Regions from separate parts of the Homo sapiens genome. Here region 2 is linked to region 1. The links are chromatin loops, found by intact Hi-C in ENCODE. Cell type or tissue: heart left ventricle. All regions are shown on one strand. Links, peaks and the distances in the headings refer to the core of each region. The heading gives the core; the rest is flanking DNA.

The links. Hi-C counts contacts between places; a loop is a spot of excess contacts. Peaks named below come from ENCODE experiments on the same cell type or tissue, not always from the same donor. Only the 100,000 strongest peaks of a DNase experiment are listed, where the experiment ranks them.
Region 2: a loop joins it to region 1, with 4 times the contacts of the local background. A loop is called at or near these places in 2 of 110 quality-filtered maps.

The regions. Positions count from the first base shown.
Region 1 is chr20:10,905,386-10,915,099 of GRCh38, reverse strand. LOC101929413 (a long non-coding RNA gene) reads left to right here and starts at 5,828. Exons shown (of 7, transcript NR_109866.1): 1 at 5,828-6,134. In heart left ventricle, for the core only: a CTCF peak has its summit at 4,406; no DNase peak of the experiment used is centred there; H3K4me3 peaks cover 486 bases; H3K27ac peaks cover 1,802 bases.
Region 2 is chr20:10,743,442-10,753,155 of GRCh38, reverse strand. It overlaps LINC01752 (long intergenic non-protein coding RNA 1752), which reads right to left and starts at 66. Exons shown (of 2, transcript NR_110611.1): 1 at 11-66. In heart left ventricle, for the core only: no CTCF peak of the experiment used is centred there; no DNase peak of the experiment used is centred there; H3K27ac peaks cover 1,936 bases.

The DNA.
Region 1 (9,714 bases), core at 471-8,470:
GTCTCCATTGTCTATCATTCCACTCTATGTCCGCGTGTACACATTTTTTAGCTCCCACTTATGAGTGAGAAGATGGGATATTTGTCTTTGTCTGACTTGTTTCACTTAAGATAATGGCCTCCAGTTCCATTCATGTTGCTGCAAAAGACATGATTTCATTCATTTTATGACTGAATAGTATTCCACTGTGGGTATACAAATCTTTTCTGTGAACTTAAGTTTTAATTTATCTTGGGGAAATATCCAAGAGAAGAATTGCTGGATCATGGGTTAAATGGATAATTTAAATTTATAATAAACTCTTAAACTGTTTTCCTAAAGAGCTGCACAATTTTACACTCATATCAACAATATATGAGATATCCAGTTGCTCCAGATCCATGTTGAAACTTGGTATTTTCAATTTTTAAAAATTTACTGTTCTGATGTATGTATATATATTGATACCTCATTATGTTTTTAATTTGCGTTTCCTTCATGACTAACAACATTGACCATCTTTTCATGGGCTTACTGGCTAAATCACTCAGCTTGGGCTGCCATAACAAAATACCATAGGCTGGATGGCTTAAACAACAGAATTTTATTCTACTTTTTACAGTTCTGAAGGCTGAATGTCTGGATCAGGGTACTAGCATGGTTGGGATCTGCTGAAGGTTTCTTCCTGGCTTGCAGTTGGCCACTCTCTTGCTGTGTCTTCACATAGTAGAGAAAGACAGAGAGAGAGAGAGAGACAGAGGAGAGAGAAGCGTTCTCTAGTGCCTCCTGTTATAAGGGTTTGTCCCATCAAACCAAGGCCCTACCCTCATGACCTTGCCTAATCCTAATTACCTCCTAAGAGCTCCATCTCCAAATACAGTCACACTGAGGGTTAGGGCTTCAACATATAAATTTTTGAAGGACATAGATATTTAGTCCATACCATTAACCACTCCTATAATCTCTTTTTTGAAGTGTCTATTTTTGTATTGGGTTGTCTGTCATTTTATTATTGAATTTAAGGGTTATTTATATATTTTGATAAAAGTTCTTCATCAGACATATTATTGCAAATATTTTCTCTTAAGAGAATTATGAGGCATTTTCTTAATAACATATTTTGAAAAGCAGAGGTTTTAGTTTTGATCACATACAGTAATCATTTTTTTCTTTTAAAATTAGTGCTTTTGAGTTATGTCTAAGAAATCTTTGCCCATCCCAATGTTGTGAAGACTTTCTCCTATAGCTCCTTGCAGAAGTTTTATATTTTTAGCTTATATGTTTAGTTTTACATTTTTAGCTTTTATGTTTAGGTCTAGAATCCAATTTGAGTTAGTTGTTATATGTGTCATGAGATGAGGTTTAATGTCCATTTTTTTCTATGAAGATATTCAGTTGTTCCAGAAGGATTTGTTGTAAAATCTATTCTTTTTCCCCTAAATTATGTAGTCACTTTGTCAAAAATCAATTGACTGTATACACATGGGCCCATTTCTAGACTCTCTATTCCATTCAATTGATTGGCATGCCTGCCTTTACAACAATACTACAATGTCACTTATTGTAACTTCAGAATAAATTTTCAAATCAATAGGGAAAGTCCTGCAATTTTGTTCCTTGTCAAGATTCTTTTGGCTATTCTAGGTCTTTTGCTTTTCCATCCAAATCTTAGTTTTTAAATTTCTAGTGAAGAGCCTGCTGGTATTCTGATTAAATTAGAACAATTTGGGGGATATTTAATAGATATTTTACATTATTGAGTCTTCCAAAACCATAAACGTGGTATATATTACCATTTGTTCAGATCTTTCTTAATTTCTCTCAGCAATGTTTTGTAGATGTTACCTGGAAATACAGTCATCTAAAGATTTGGCTGGGAGCTAGAGAATTTACTTCCAGGTAACTTGCTGCATTGTTGGCAGGTTAGTGCTGGGGCCGGCAGGAGTCCTTAGATCCTTACCATACGGGCCTTTCCACATGGCTGCTTGAGCATCCTCTTGACATGGCAGCTGGCTTCCACAGCATGAACAAACCAAGAGGCTACAATGCTTCCTCAGAAGCCACATGTTGTTGCGTCTACAGTATTCTATTGATCACTCAGGCCAGCCCTGTACTGTAAGAGAGGATTGTACAATGGTTAGAGTATCAGGAGATTAGGACCAGGAAAGACCATCTTGGAGGCTGGCTACCATATCAGTCATTATACCCACCCAGAATATCCTGTATATAGCTGGAAATACAGCTTATCCCAATTTGGTGGTGGCAATGTTGAGTTTTCATAGTTAAATCTTGGACTTTGAATTGAGATGAACCTGGGTTCAAATCCTGACCCTGTCCTTTGGGAAATGTAACCTCTCTGAGCCTGTTTTCTTGTTGGCAAAACCTGGATAAGAATGCCTATATCATAGGGTTGTTGTAAGAATTAAATAAGTCAATGCATTTGACATAGGGTGAGCACTCAATAAATGATAAATTCTATAATTATTACTTCTCTTAGAAATTAAGGAAATTAAAGGCTATAGTTACCTAGTTATTCCAAAACACTGGGAAGAGTTACATGAAGGAAAGGAAAAAAGTGAAAAAATATTGGGCGCTTATCAAAAATAAGGGCTTTGGCCTTGGCCAGGAGGCTGCCTTAACGGTCAGAGATGGTGGTTATATCTGATGCTCCCAGGTTCCTACCAAAATTCACGTGGCCAAGAGAGCCTGCAAGGAGTTCCTGTTCAGATTGACCATTTCTCTCTGTCTCAGTCTGTCCAAGGCTCGTCTTAGGTTATGGGAGGATGCTCTATCAACCTAAGGCAGGCTGAAAAGTCTCAGCTAGAAGGTTAACAACTCAGGAGCAGCCCTCTACACAAAAGGGACCAGAGTTGGTGGCTAAGTGCCTGAGCTGCTCTATCCCACAATGGATAATTTTCAGTTGTGTTTTGCACAGTGGCCCAGAGGGGTCCACCAGGACTGAGCCTTAAGGAGTCAATCGTTTCTTTGCAACCCCTTATTGGCTTTCTCTATTTGCTCTCTCACTTTTCCCACTCCTTCAATATGCTTCCTGGGATCCACTCCCAAATAATCTTCTTACACCAAATTATTATCAGGATCTGTGTTTGTGGCAACCCACACTAAAACACAGGCTGGCCTCAAAAATGCAATGTTTTAGACACATATGGGTGCCCTGAGTGAAAAGTGACCCTCTCCAGAGAAGGAAGTAAAGAAAGGAGATGTGCAATTTATCCCAAACCAAGAGCCCAGGTTAGAAATAAAGTTGAGAAATAGTCACTCAAGGTAGTTTTGATGCCCTGCCCTCTCCACAGTATCACACCCATAGGGTTCAAAAGTATTTGTTCTGGAGATTTCTCAGCCAATGTTCCAAAGCCCTTGGCAAAAACACCTTGCTCAAGGTAGAAGTCACATGAAATAGCAGAGTAATGTCTGCTTTTTCTATGAGAAGCAAGCCACAAGCCACAGCAGAGAAGCCACCATCCCAAACACAATTTGTCAATACTGAGGGTTTTCTTTGAAAGGACTGTACAAATACATTTCTTTCACTGGGAACTTCAATTGAAGATAATTATTCTTTTCTGCCTCATAATATATATTAAAAATGTTCACATGTGGCTTTCCAGGGAATTCTGCCAAATATTTTCAGGCACCACATCCAACTTTACTAATTTTATATGGCCTGCTTAGTCTATTATAGAATATCCTTTCGTGCAGTATGAATTTGCTAAAGAGGCTAAAATATATTCTTATATTAAACAACTAGTTTAAAAAAAGTTTTCAAGATTGGGGACTTACGCTCTTCTTACTTATCTCACAATGAGATAACCACAGAAAATAAATTAAGGCCCTTCTGAAAAATTGTACGTTTTTCTAGACTTTTACTACCATCAAGAAACAAAATAAAATAGACTATCACCTTCAGGAAATGCAAAGCACACTGACATGAAGGTTGTTTTCAGATAAACAGTGTATTTCATTACCACCAGGGCATGCAATATCTCAACCACTACCCTTCATGGCCTTTTTCTGTTTTTATGAGTTCATGCCAACAACAAGCAATGAGCACAAAGGCTGTGCGAAATGCTGCATTTGTTGGAGTGTTTGTGTTGGCTTCCTTCAAATCGGCTGATTTCCAAATCTCCTTCTCCACCCCACCTTAGTTATATTTATACTGTTGTGCAGAAGAAACTTGGATCCATATTTAAATATGAAATGCTTTGTGGCCATTCGTGCAAATCTCTTTATCGGGGTCTCGCACATTAACGCCCTTCACAATTGACCCACAGGCCAATTGTTTAACATAACGTTTCCACAGGGCTGCTTCCACGGAGTCACAGCCTTGTTTTTACTTTTCTTAGCTTTCCTGGACAATCAAAAGGAAGTGGAACAGAGCCGGCTTGCTGAAAGCTGGAGCTGCCCCAGTGTCTCCTCCTACCTTCTGTCTCGGGTTTTGTTTTTCTGCTTCTTTTTCTTTTTCTTTTTCCCATCATTTTTCACGGTAGAGAAGCCTGAGCCAGACTATGTAGCTAGAGCCTCTCAGTCCTCGTGTCTGCTGCTTTTTCCCTCCCTGCTCAAAGTTAATGTGAAGGCTGACTACGACCAGTCTCAGGAAGCTAAATTGTGCCACCTTGATTTTAGCAAAATTGGGTTCTCTGTTGATTCACAAAAGTATTAAAGTAATACAAAGGTGTGTGTGTATATGTGTTGGAGGTGGGAAGTGGAGAGACGGAACTCTCAATGGGAACTCTCAGCTTATGAAATGTAAATTTCTTCATTCCTCTTTAACTTAGGGGTCGCTTTAACCTAGAGAAGTCACACTACTTTCCCCCTTTTTAATTTTTTTTCTTTAGAAGAGAAGGGATGCAATCTGTAAAAACTGAAATGGAAAGACTCATGACACCCAAGTCACTTTTTTTAAAAGAACATTCCCACAGGTGCTATAGTCAGTAATTTAGTCTCTAAATTGCAGCTTTCTCTTCTGTAAGCTGAAGATTGATTTATATTTATGGAGTGCTTACTGTAACTACTAGATACACTAGGTATACATATAACAGACAGTAATATGCCTGTCTCATATGATGATTGTGAAGACTTTTAATAAGCTATCTCACATACAGCACAGAGCACAGAGCAGTAGTGAGTGAGTATACAGAAATGTCAATCATCACTGATAATTATCATCATGAATCATGGTGAGACTTAAGAGGTCTAAGGACTGAGAATTAATGTCTCTATTATGGTTAATAAAGTGATTGAGAGCCCAAGTTTTAGAGCCTAGTATGCTTTGACTCCAAGCTCCATTCCACTATTTCCACATATGTAACTTTTAGTAAGTTATTTAAGCTCTTTAAGCCTCAGTGTCCTCATCTGTAAAATGGAGTTAATAAAGCATTTACCTCAAAGCATTGCTATAAGAGTTGTGCTTATATATGTGTACTTAGCACAGTGTTTTACATATCAATATATGCTTTACAGATCATTATATGGTATTATTAATTATTAATATTACCTGCTTATTTAATGTATTTTTATTTTAAAGATATAAAATTGGCCCAAAGCACAAATGTATACCTACTCCTTCACATACCTTAAAAATACAGATTATTTTCATAATCAGTTGGTTTGATAATAAACATATTCTTCAGTCCTTGGAAATGTTTCAACCAAAGTGTCACCAACTCATATAAGAGTTGAACATGAAGAGAGCAATCAAGCAGAGAAACTAAGCCTGGGAGAACATTGCATGGTGCATTAATCAAGGACAGCAATCTTTGCAGTTGTAACAAACAGCCCCACATCATAGTGGCTTAACACAAAGTATAGTTACTTACTGCCCACGTTATAGTTCAGTGCAGGTCTGCAGGAAGGGCCTGCCTCCACTCATGCAGGTACCTGGGATCACCTGTCCATTGGCTACACTGCCCTTTAGGGCCTCCAAATCCCCAGCTGAATTATTCCCATCCATCTAGTAGGAAAGGAAAAAAGAATGTTGAAGGATCATGCAAAATGTTTTAGGGGCCAGTCCTGGACGTAAAATATGTTACATTGGCTAGAATGCTGTTACACATTGCCACCTATTTCAAGAGATGCTGAGATTTGGAGTCTTCTTGGGTGCCCAGAGATTTGAGTATCACCTAGCACTGTTTCTGCTTCAGGTGAGTAGAAGGAGCTCACTTTACATCCATCAACCTGATTTAAATAACTAAACAAACAGCTACAAGCTTCAATGAAAATGCCTTACCCAGACGGAGTATTTCATCCTTGCAAAAGGTGCTCCCATAATATATGGTCCAACCTAGAACAATTTTAAGAGAGAAACAAAGTGGTTAAGAGTGGTAATAAATCTAAATGATATTTTGAAATTTTAAAAATTAATTATTGATTTTAATTTGTTGGTGGAACTATAAAATAGTTCTAGTCAAAACTATTTTTGAAAAATAATATTTTTTAATCAACATAGAATATATCCATATATATTAAAATTATTTTAAATACAATGTTTATTATATGAACATTAAAAATAACGTAAGCAAAACAGTTTTTCTTGGTATATATTTATATATATTAATTGGGGTTTTTTTAGCCACATGGGACTCATACCATATTACTGGTATTTTAATATGTCTTCAATATTATTATTTTTCTTATTTTTATAAAATGCCTGAGATCTTTTCAAAATCACATGATTAAAGTATGTGAATTTCTCTATTGTTTTAAAGAAAAAATATCCCTTGACATTGGCTGTGATACCTACCAACCTGGTAATATGTCTTCAATATTATCTTATTATTTTTCTTATTTTTATAAAATACCTGAGATCTTTTCAAAATCGCATGATTAAAGTATGTGAATTTCTCTATTGTTTTAAAGAAAAAATATCCCTTGACATTGGCTGTGATACCTACCAAGCTCACAGTAAGTTTTGCTAAATGAATATTGTACAAGTCAGTTCAAGCTTATATAACAAAACACCACAGATTGGGTATTATTTCTTATAATTCTAGAGACTGAGAAGTCCAAGATCAAGGTGCTAGTGGATTCAGTTTCTCATGAAGGCTCTCTTTCTGGTTTATAGACAGCCACTTCTTGCTGTGTCCAAAGGGAGAGAGGAAGAGAAAGCTCCCTTCCTTTGGGTCAGAGCTCCACTCTTATGACCTCATTTAACTTTTATTACCTCCGAAAAGTTCTATCTCTAAATACAGTGACACTGTGGGGTAGAGCTTCAAAATATAAATCTGGGGAACACACAACTCAATCCATAGCAATGCTATTATTCTTTACTAAAATATAAAAATGTTGTTTCAGCCCTAAAATATGTACTGTATATGTACTGACTTTTTGCCTGTCCTCAGAGTGCTTGTATTAGGCAAATATTTTACAAGCAAAACTTATCAAAAAAAACTTTATGATACTTTTGAATGTTTCGCTAAACATAAATGTAACAGAATCACAGACCTTCTCAATTTTATTTTATTTCAGTATATGCAATGCAACTTTATTCTGTTAAAAACAGGAGGTCTATCAATAGTTTCTTACCACAAGGTGAGTTTTTCCATAGCATAATTATAGACTTTCAAATGGAAATTGTACACGCCATTTGAGCTTTCACTGTTTAATATGTATATTGTGTAGAAATAAATTTGAATATCTTCCTGCCTGCAAGCTTTGTTGTCAACAATTGCAGGTCCCTAAGAGTTTCAACTGCTGACTTCTTGACACTTAGTCCATTGAATACTTTGATTTAAATATTCCCAACTGATTTTGAGCAAGAAGCTCATTTACAAAAATATAGTTTTTCTTTGTCAGAGTGAACTTCTAAAACCTTTACTTAAATTCCATGAACTAGGTGAGAAAAAAAACCATTCAACCCATTAATGGAGCCACCTTAACTAATCTCTTTGAAGCATGCCTTGCGAGCATCATACAGTCAGCCTCAGGAGAACCATGGCATAACTGGTTGGAAACTGAATGTCCAATAGGGACAGAGCCTTGAGCTCTTCTCCCACCACTATATCCAGAAAAAGTTACCCAACAGTAGCTACTTCTGCCTGACTACACAATGCATGCTTCCCTTGAAAGGGATATGTTGATTTTGATGCATCTGGAAAGAGTTAGGAAGAGAAAAATGGATCATCTCTGTTTCTTTTCAGATTTGACCACTTGTTGAAATGAAAACTCTGTTTATTTCATGTGCGTCTCACTCACTTTTAGGCAAGGTCATGGAAGAAGTGAAAGCACAATGCAGAGGTCTTCCAAGTCTATCCCAGGTTATTTTAACACAAATACTGATAATAATTTTTCACTTAAGGGGAAATATCTTGGACAAATGCTAACCTGGATAGATAACAGGACAAAAGATGTAGAGCTGAATGTCCCAGACAAACTAGTACATACAGTTGATATGGTCACTCTACCTTTGTACCCCTTCCCAATTAATGCCTTAGAGGTTTCTGCATGAAAATCAAAAAGTGTATCTATCATCCAGGCATTCCAAATGGGATCTTTTTTGCACACAGCATCTGCTATGTCCTGATGAAAACTCAGTTGCTTCACGAGGGCTTTGCTAGTCATTCTCTGTCCTCTTCCTGTGATCTTTTAGATTCCAAGTGGATAGCGGAGGACACAGCACAAACTGGACAAACTGGCTAAAATTACCCAGAGCCCTCTAGTGTGGAAAAATACAGCAGAGAGGGCGAAAAAATCATTTTTAACACTCAAAAAGCAAGGGGGTGCTGGGTGTGATGGCAGGGGTGTGGGTGGGGGCCATGGTGGTCCTGAGCATAGGATCTCAGTTATGCTGCTTTAATCCCCACCTATATTCCTAATGCACTTTGGGATTCCACTGGCAAAGCTACCATTGACCTGTACACCAAATCTTAATTTTAAAGACAAGGAGATACACTCCCTGCATGTAATCCCCAAAGCTCAAAACAGCTAGTTTTAGAACAAATTAATAAAATTCAGCTTTCCACCCCAGATGGCAAACCCCAGTATTATTTATTTCAAGAGCTAGTTGAGACTGAAAAGATAAACAGGCTGAAGAAAGAGAAATAAAGCAAACAGGCAGTTTTGTTATAGTTTACATCTGCAATTCTATCCCTGAAATATCTCTTCTAGCAGCTTTCCAAGATAGATTATTGTCTGCACTTAATCAAGACATTTCTTTTTTTTTTTTTAAACTGTCACCAGGAAACTAAGACATTACACCAAATCATTCATTTACCTATTCATTCACTCTCAAATGTTCATTCAACACACATTTGTCAAACACTTTCAGAAACAAATGCTACCTCAGGTTCCACAAAGCCACAGTACTTCCCAGAAGAAGAAAACAAAATTTGTTAAGGTTGTGGGGTGTTTCTTAGATACAGTCGTGGGGATATTCACAATATTTAACAATCATTGCAGCATGGGCTCCAGTCAATCAGAATGACAGCCCTGCCACATAACCAATAAGGAAGGATAAAGCTTATGGATACAATGTGGCCACTGAAACAGCCCTGGAGCAAACCCAATTCCTGAGAATGGTAAAGACAGATCTTAGTGAATAACACTTCTAAATGCTGTGAAAGCAAAAGTAGGTTGAGCCTTAGTGTCAAAGTTATCATGCCTTATTTTCAAAAGAACCAAAAGGAAAAACTGTTTAGAATAGACACATCTCCCTTCATTTCCTTGTGTCAATTCGAGGTGAAAACTTGAGAAGTTAGTGGATGCCACTTATATATAAACATGGTA
Region 2 (9,714 bases), core at 958-8,957, 160 kb after region 1:
ATATACTCACCATCCCTTCAATGTGTGCCAAAGGTCTCTTTTCAACAGTCAAAGCATGTTGAGCATAAAACCAAGTACTACTTGGCAGGGAGGTTTTTATTCCAAAGAACATTAGATTAAACAACCTGCTAAGTCAAAACAGCTTGCGTGAGCTTTAGAATCAGATAAAACAAAGGGTCAGCTAAACTATGGCCTATGAGCCAAATATGTCTTACCGCCTGTTTCTGTATACCTGTAAGCTAAAAATTGTCTTTACATTTTTTAAAGAGTTAAATATAATTTTTAAGTATAATATTTTAAGACACAAAAATTACAGGAAATTTGAAATTTCAGTGTTCATAAATAGTTTTATTAGAATACAACCACACCTGCTTTCCTCTATATTATCTGTGGCTGCTTTCACACTACAATAGAAGAGACTAGTAATTGCAACAAAGACCATATGACCCACAAAGCTGAAATATTTATTATCTGCCCCTTTATAGAAAAGGTTTGCCAATTCTTGCGATAGGACTGCACTTTGATTCTGCCATTTAACATCTCTGTGGCATTAAGCAAGTTTCTTACCCTCTGTGACCTCAGTTTTTATTTCTAAATTAAGTCATGATATACAACTTGCAGATATCTACAATGATGCTTGGCACCACATATATTGGTTCTTCTGCCACACCTCTTTCCCATGTCTTTCTCTATGTAGCTGTCAGAGGCAACAAGCCAACAGATGTTGGCACAGTTCAACTTGCAAAGAGGGCAGACCACATCATATCTTGGTTGCAAGGGCCTGGGCTGGGCTTCTGGGTCTGCTTTAGTAATAGTTATTTTTGGCCAGTACCTGGACTTTTTATTATTTTCCTTTCAGTGGAGGAAAAAGTGGATATTCACAAATTTGCATCTCCCACTTTTGCTAGTATACTCCTGGGAAACTCTTGAGCAAGAGGAAAGTGTGTTTTAGTTGTTAAACTGATAAAATGTATAAAAATATGTCAATAAGCACTAAAAGTTGGAGGGTCCGGGCAGCCCACTCCATGAAAATTAGAATTATGTATCCAATATGCAATTACTGCAAAGCATAACAACTCCCACAGTGAGAGCCCAAAATCACAAGGTCCTTGGAGACTTCCCTGCTGTTCTCCGGATCTCTCTGCCCACTTCATTCAAAATTTCTTTTACCACTAAGTCAACTCAACAAGGAAAATGGTACTCTGAAACCAGCTGAGCAGATGATTTCTACCTCAGAAGGAAACCACTATGTTTAGAGAAATTGAAGTACAACTCGGGTAGTTTTCTACTTAATTGGGTGGCGGCGTGTTCCTGTGGAATGAACTTTGGAAGAGGCCTGAGTTCAGATATCAGTGTGCCTCCTACAGCTTTGTGACCTTACCCATCCGGCTCTCTGACCCTCAGTCACCTTATCTGGGTAACGATGGAAATAATTTTTACCCCATAGGGTTGATATGGGATAAAATATATAAAGCATATCATGAGCTTATGAGCAATGACTAGCACAGAAATGCTGCTATCCTGACTTCCATTCCAAGTGGAATCAGGGGTTCAGGATTGCCACCATACTGAATACCTGCCAGTGCCAGGAACTATATCTATATACAAGATGCTAGTTAATATTTGCAACAGCTATGTGTAGCTGACATTTCTGGCTTCATCTTTTAGATGAAGATATTGATTAAGCCATTCTGAAATAATGATGGGAAAGTACTATTTTCTGTATGAAATGTATAAATTTAAGGACTGTAGCTGGTTGGTTCTGCTGCTAGCTTTGTTCCATAAAAATTACTAATGGTGTCCAGGGCTGAAAAGATGACAAAAATAATGTATTTAATCTTGCCAATTAAAAAAAAACTTTTTATTAAAATACAATATACAAAAAGTACCCTTAAGCATACAGTCCAATGAACTTTCACAAACTGAACACAATCTTAAAACCAGCACCCAGACTAAGAAACAGAACCTGACTAGTACCCAAGAAGTCCCCGGGAATGCTTTCTTCTGGTCACCAATACTAATTAGTATCCTGACTTCTATTTTTTGTTTGTTTGTTTGTTTGTTTGTTTGTTTGTTTGTTTTGAGATTATGCCTCACTCTATTGCCCAGGCTGGAGTGCAGTGGTGCCATCTCTGCCCACCGCAAACTCCGCCTCCCAGGTTCAAGCGATTCTTGTGCCTCAACCTCCCAAGTAGCTGGGATTACAGGCACCTGCCACCACACCCAGCTAATTTTTGTATTTTCAGTAGAGACGGGGTTTTGTCATGTTGGCCAGGCTGGTCTCGAACTCCTGGCCTCAAGCAATCTGCATGACTCAGCCTCCCAAAGTGCTGGGATTACAGGTGTGAGCCACCACATTCGACCTGCTATCCTGACTTCTAACAGCACAAATCAGTGGTGTTTGTTATACAAACTACAGTCATAGAGTGTGAGTTTTTGTGCATGTATCTGGCTTCTTTTGCTCAACATTTATGTTTATAAATAAGATTCATCTATATTGATGCATGTAATTTAGAATTATATCATGCACTCTCAATACTGTATAGCACCCCATTTTTGCAAACATGCCAGAATTTATTTATCCAATCTATTGCTGATGGGCATTAGAGTAATTCCAGTTATGAGGAGTTTGAACATTCTACTACGTGTCTTTTGGTGACTGTTTTCTGCGTTCTGTTAAGCACACACCAACAAGTGGGCTGGTTGAACAATAGCATAGCTACTTTCAGCTTTAGTAGATACTAGCAACCATTTTTCCAAAAAGGTTGTGTCAATGTATACTCCCACCAGCAGTGCATGTGAGTTCCAGTTGTCCCACTTCCTTGCCAACAGTAAGCATCTTCCATCTATTTCATTTTTGTCATGCTGGTGGGTGCCTGCTTGCATTCTTATTTTTGTCCTATATACCCAAAATATTCAAGGACAAGAATGAAAGACAAGAAGTGAGTACAGGAAGAGCAAATTGAGGGAGTATCACAAAGACTCCAAGAAAAACATGGGGGCCACAGCCACGTAATTACCGACTAGAAACCATCATTATCAAATGCATGTGGAATTCTAGTGCTCAATGACTCAGCCCCTCGCCATTGGTGTATTTAACGACAATGGTATATTTAAATTAAAATTCTACAACAGATTCCTGATTTTCCATCATCCCACCTTTGCACGTCAGAATTGCATTTTCTTCCCACCACTTTTTGGGTCTCCCAGAAGAGCCTTAATGAAATTTGTTGGCAAGGAACAAGTAGGAGAAATAGGAGAAGACTGGGCTCTGGATATAGTAACAATTGATAAACATAAATGTGTACTTCAAAATGGGAAGGAGTGGGGAGGAAGAGACCCAGGGTGTCCCTAACACATCCTGTCTATAGGGATAACATCACCAGTTGGATACACGGTAATAGTAATACCTTGCCATTGAATAGCCTTTTTCAATTTATAAAATGCTCTGTGAATCTATGGCATGCATGGCAAGAAACAGATCCTGTGAAAGCAAGGTGCTGGAGGGAGGGCTGCTGCATATCTGGCTTCACAGCAGAACCTTTACTGCGGTAATGGAGTAGAGGCTGCCCTCAGTGAATGAGGGTTTAGGACAATAACAGGAGGGGCTCATGCTCGCTCTCTCTCTCTCGGTCCCTCTGTCTGTGTCATGACATCTGACCCTGGGGTGATGCTGAAAATGGACCTCCCTCCCTGACTGTTCCCATGCAACATACATCCCTACTCTCTACAGCAACCCAAAACAGTTTCACTGCTGAATGTCTTGTAGCATGTGGCCCAGACTCCATAGCTCTTAATAATAGCCAATGCTTACTGGATGCCCACCACACACTGGGGAGTGTGCTAAACACATTACATGCATTATTTATTTTGATTTGGCTTAATTCCCACAAAACTCAGTCACACAACAGATAATTCACAAGACTCAGGATAAATCTAGCTCTCCCTCTCTACCCAGAAACCCATGTGATCTCAGGAGGACTTTTCCCTCTCCAAAACACACCCATGCCTGCTAATGCTTAAGGTCCCACAGTTTCAGCTCTGTTCCTGTGTCAAAAAGGGTTTGTACTTGTTTGATGCATTAATGTTTATTGGGCGCATTATCAACCATTGACACCTTAAGGGAACATGTTTAGAAGAAAAAAATCTTTTTGTAACCTGAGAGCCTGGGATCATGAGCTTCTGAAATGTCAGGAACGTGAACTACAGAACAATTTTCTCTTCCCTTTAGTGTTTCTAAATCCACAAATATTTTTGTAGATTTCCTTTGAGAAAACTCTCTCAGACTCCAGGGCAAAGACTAACTCAAAAGGTGAGGATGAAACAGACATCAAATTATATAAGTCCCAACATGATAGAACAAAAAATTTCCCTTTCACTCTGTACTTGGAGCTAAGTTTAATTATTTTACCCAACAACATATTAACCTCCAAATGGGTATGGTTTGAGGAAACAAAACAGACACTTGAAAAGGTCTAGATATTTCATATTTGACAGAGGCATAATGGGTCCTTACAGTCCACTGGGGTATCATTGAGATAGATGGTGATGGTTGACACCAGGCAAAGGACAAACTCAGCAGTACCACCCAGCCCCAAGCCCACCAAGATAGGAAGAGCGCTGTCTTCTTTCACCTTTCATCCTCCCCTTGCTCAATTCTCTGGTCTTACCTACCTCCAAATCATTTTCTACAATGTAGACAAAGAGAAATTTCAAAATCTGAGTGATTCTTTCCCCTGTGGTTACCCCTTTGTTCTTGGAGTAAGAATTCAAATGCTAACAGATACAAAAGTATAGTGAGAGAGGAGGAAAAAGTGCTAGTGTTCTATAGCACTATAAAGTGTCTGTAATTAACAATAATTAATTATATATTTTCAAATAGCTAGAAGAGTGGATTTTGAAGCTTCCCAACACAAATAAATGATCAAGGTTTGAGGCGATGGACGTGCTAATTACCCTGATTGGATCGTTACATATTGTATACATGTATGGAAATAACATACTGTACCCCATAAATATGTACAGTTATTAAGTGTCAATTAAAAACAATGACAAAGCAAGAAAAACATTCTAAATGCTGAACAACACCAACAATGACCTGAGGAATCTGGCTCCTACCTACTTTATTTGACCATCTCTCACCAGTGCATATGTCAGTCATTTCAATATTCTTTTAGTTCTTCATGCATAGTGAGTGCTCACCCACATTCAGGCCTCCCACCCCACCGTTCTGCACATATGCCTGGAAAAATAATTAAACTTAATTCCTGCTCCCTGTCACTGAATAAACTTTGACTTACTCCTTGGATCTCAGATTAGATTTCTGCAAGAAACCTTCGTCAGGTCCCCAAAAGTGAATAAGACCCAAGTGTTCCTAATGCCTTCCCTTGCATTAACCTCATGTCCATTGACCATAATTGCCTATTCGTTTATCTACATCTTTGAATGTCTTGTTCATTGGTGTATCCCATGTCCTAGTACAAGGCCCGCCCCACAGTAAGTGCCAAACTATTTTTTCATGTTGAATTAATTGAATAATTTGTTTATTAAAATAGGATAATTTCCTCTAACCAAAGAACAGATTGCCAAATTGCCTTCAACCTTCTAAGATAAGCTTGCTATTTCCTTTTGAGAAAAGAAAAGAGAAACTTAACGGAGAGAAGAAAGCCTAACACTCTGCAAAACTAAATGAATTAATTCCATTTAGCCAACAAGTAAATACAGGATTAGGAGTCAAACAGCGACAAAACCTCCCTTCCTTGGCATGTGTTGAATGCATGACCAGCTCTGAAATGTCTTCTATTTTCCCAGACTGCTTTTGTTGCTTAATTGTTCAGCAAAAAAAGAAGGAAATTCAGGCACTCCCAGGTCTCCCTCCCACGGAAACCTGTTTTACTAGCTGCATTTTATATGGCTGCAGAAGGCCCCAGAAGGAACTTACGGAAAAGAACAGGGGCTTAACAACCGTGCATCCTTCAGCTCCAGAACACACATTCAAGCTTGTGAGAGACTCCGGCTTGGGTGTTTTCCTTATGTTCCTCTCAGAGCTGCTGCGTCATTCATTGAACTTGTATTTTGGTACTGGTACAAAGCATTCCCTTTATGGTTCACTCCCAGTCTTAAACCTTACATGTGACCACATGTAAATGTGTATTTTTATGGTCCTATAATCTCAAGACTTTTAAATCTCTGTTGCTTAAAAGCATACAGTGAGCTGAAGTGAAAAGCTCTGGAGGTTTCTGATCATCTAGAAAACAGTTGATGTGCTGGTTCTAAGTGGCTTCATGGCTTCAGTTCTTTCAGGGACTGGACATAGCAGACAAAAGGCCCTGACACCTAATTAATTCTTCAGGGCCTTCAAAACAAAAATTCAAAGTGATCAGAAAATATGCAACCTGTTTCTAGGTAAATGCTTCAGCTGTAGACACCTGTATCTGCTTGTCCACTGGCAGGCTTCCTCCCTAGGGCCTGCTCCTTGGCTGTCTCACAGTACATCCACAGAATTGATTTTCTTCCCTGAGCTTACAGGGAAATCCTTGGGTGGCCTTAATGAAAGGTGGGATTTAAAAAAAATAAATTTTATTGTGCATATTTGAGTTTTACAACATGATGTTATGGGACACATATAGATAATAAAATGGTTACTATAGTAAAGCAAATTAACATATCTATTATCTCACATAGTTTTTTTGGTGACAAGAGCAACTGAAATCAACTTATTTAACAAAGATCTCTAATTCAATATAATTGTATTAACTTTAGTCCTCATGTTGTACATTCAATCTATAAATTTGTTCATCCTATATATCTGCAATTTTGTTCCCTTTGACCTATGTTCCCCCATTTGCTCTCCACCCTTCTTTTACCCCATGGTAACCACAGTTTTCTTCTGTGTACTTGACCTCTTTTAAAAAATATATTCCACATATAAGTGAGATCATGCAGTATTTTTCTGTGCCTGGCTTATTTCACTTAGCATAATGTTCTCCAGGTCCGCCCATGTTATGGCAAATGGCAGGATCTCTTTTTTAAGGCTGAATAATATTCCATTGTATTATGTATGTACCACATTTTCTGTATCCATTTATCAGTCGATGAACATTTAGGTGTTTCCATGTCTTGGCTATTGTGACTAGTCCTGCAATAAACACGGGAGTGCAGATATCTTTACGAGGTAGTGACTTCATGTCCCTCAGGTACATACCCAGAAGAGGGATTGCTGGGTTGTACGGTAGTTCTATTTTTAATTTCAAACTGTTTTCCATAATGGCTACATCAACCTACATTCTGAAATGTGGGAAATTTACAAGGAAAATAAAAACAGGAGAGAGGCTCAGGATGCAGGAAATGTGTTCTCTTTCTGTTCTGCAGAAAGCTTTCCTTACTTTCTCTCAACTCACATTTATTTTTCTCATCTCTCATTCTTCATTCTTATGATGAATATTTTGTGAATCCGGAGCAAGGTCTGATTTTATTCCAAAATTAGCACCATTTTTCTGGCACTGAACACAGGGGATTATGTATCAAAAGAATATTTGCAAATGTGAATTTGATGAAAACTACTGCATCTACCTCTCTATTTTGACCTCATTAAATAATTTTCTATACCCAGAACACTTGAGATGGTTTTGCATTATACAAGTTTAATTCTCATATGCATCAAAATATTTGTTTTTTAATGCCAAATTGGTCAGTTATTACTTTTTTCAAAATCTTCTTTGACTTTTGTTTCTCCTTTTTTTTTCTTCTTTCTTTTTTTTTTTTTGTTTTGAAAGAATTCATTTGTTTCTGAAAGATGGTCATACAGAAGAAAATAAGCTCAAGGCCCTCGATATTTCGGTCAAGGTCTTCACTTTCAGTTGAATAAATTCTGCATTCAAGGGCCCCACACGGAAGTGGGTGGGAATAGTTACATTTCCAGCCACTCTGCATCTCTAGCTTTAGTTTATTTGCAGTGAAAATTCCCAAGGTTTTCTTTCGTTTTATTTTGTTTTTCCATTTGCTCCCTCTCTGACCTGTACTTGTGCCAGCAAATCATTTCTGACCCAAGTGAACAATTTTACAGACAGCCCTGTTCATTTCCACTTGTTAGATTTGGCCCAAACTCAGCGGTCATGGCCTTTTGAATTTTAAGTCAATCTTAAAGTCAATTTAAGTCTCTTATCTAGAAATTGTGTTCCCTCTCAGCATTGTGTCCACAACATACTTGATGATCGTATTTTCAAATCTTCCTCTGAGGAGCTGATTACATTGTTGGTAAGGGTTGGTCAAGAAACAAGTTTTGGCATTACTATTATGATTAGATTTTGAAAGATTGGGTTTTTATTGATGCAGGTCCTCAGGTGGGCATTAAGAAAGAGTTTTGACAGTAACAAGGGATGAGAGGTGATGGAGGTGTTACATTTCCAGCACTTGAGTTTTCTAAGAACTGGCTTAGAAACAGCAATGGCTTCTGATGAAGTGAAGCAGGAACTAGCTAAAGGTTTACGAAATTGTTTTGTTTGGTATCTTGGAAAAGAAAAATGATCCCTCCTATAGCAACATCTTTATTTCATATGTCTATATTTTAAGAGTTGGCCCTGAAACAAAAAATCAGTCTAGTAGGAAGCTGATTCTTTTTTTTTTTTTTTTTTTTTTTAGACAGGGGATCACTCTGCAACCTCGGCCTCTGGAGTTCAAGTGATTCTCCCACCTCAGCCTCCTGAGTAGCTGGGACCACAAGCGTGCCACCACACCCCACTAATTTTTGTGTCTTTAGTAGAGACAGGCTTTCACCATGTTGCCCAGGCTGGCCTCAAACTCCTGAGCTCAAAGCAATCCACCTGCCTCAGCCTCCCAAAGTGCTGGGATTACAGGCGTGAGCCACCATGCTCAGCCAGAAGCTGATTCTTATTCACATTTTGGGGATTGCTGTAGATAGGTCTCTACCAGCTGGCCCCATGCATTCCAAGAACAAGCAGGCAAGCCTCTTTTCTCTTTTTGTGGAGGCCCAGATATATCTCAGAGTCTTATATTACCTTCCAAAGCAGCATGTAAAATCCGAGGTAGGAGTTTTATTTTTCTGCTTACTTACGTGTACCTAGACTTGAGCTATAAAAATACTGAAGTCGATAGTCAAATGTTAATCCAAGAAATTTTCAGATCACAATTCTCCCTCTCTGTCCTCAAGGCTTCAGCTCACTTTGATGAGTCTTAGAGTACAACATGAAATGTATGATTTTGACACCTGTGTAACATGAAGGTTTCCTTTCAATATTGTGTGTATTTATTAGGTGTTTGAAGCCTTGAAGGTATAAATAACTATGCTCTTCTGTACTCATGGGATGTGATTAAATTACATTCATGCATAAAATAATTCACATTGTGCCTTTTTCTGTGTTGTTAAATACTTGAAATCCGATCAGAACCTTCAGGAATTACCACACTTATCTTGCAAGGACATTTAGATTGTGTGAACATTCGTAACTGTCACATTCTCATGGCATTTATAATGAGAATGTAAATAAATAATGAGAGAAAGAAATTAAGCAAGGTAATGAAGTAATTATAAAAAACCAAGCTGAATCTCAAGAAAATTAAAATTGTGGATTTCATGTTAAATATTGAATCTTCTCTTTAACAAACTTTTTCATACAATCCTAACAGTTGTTTCAAGCAAGATCATTGATTAAAATTAGCAGGTGAAAGTAAGAGGGGAAACAAGATTTTTATATA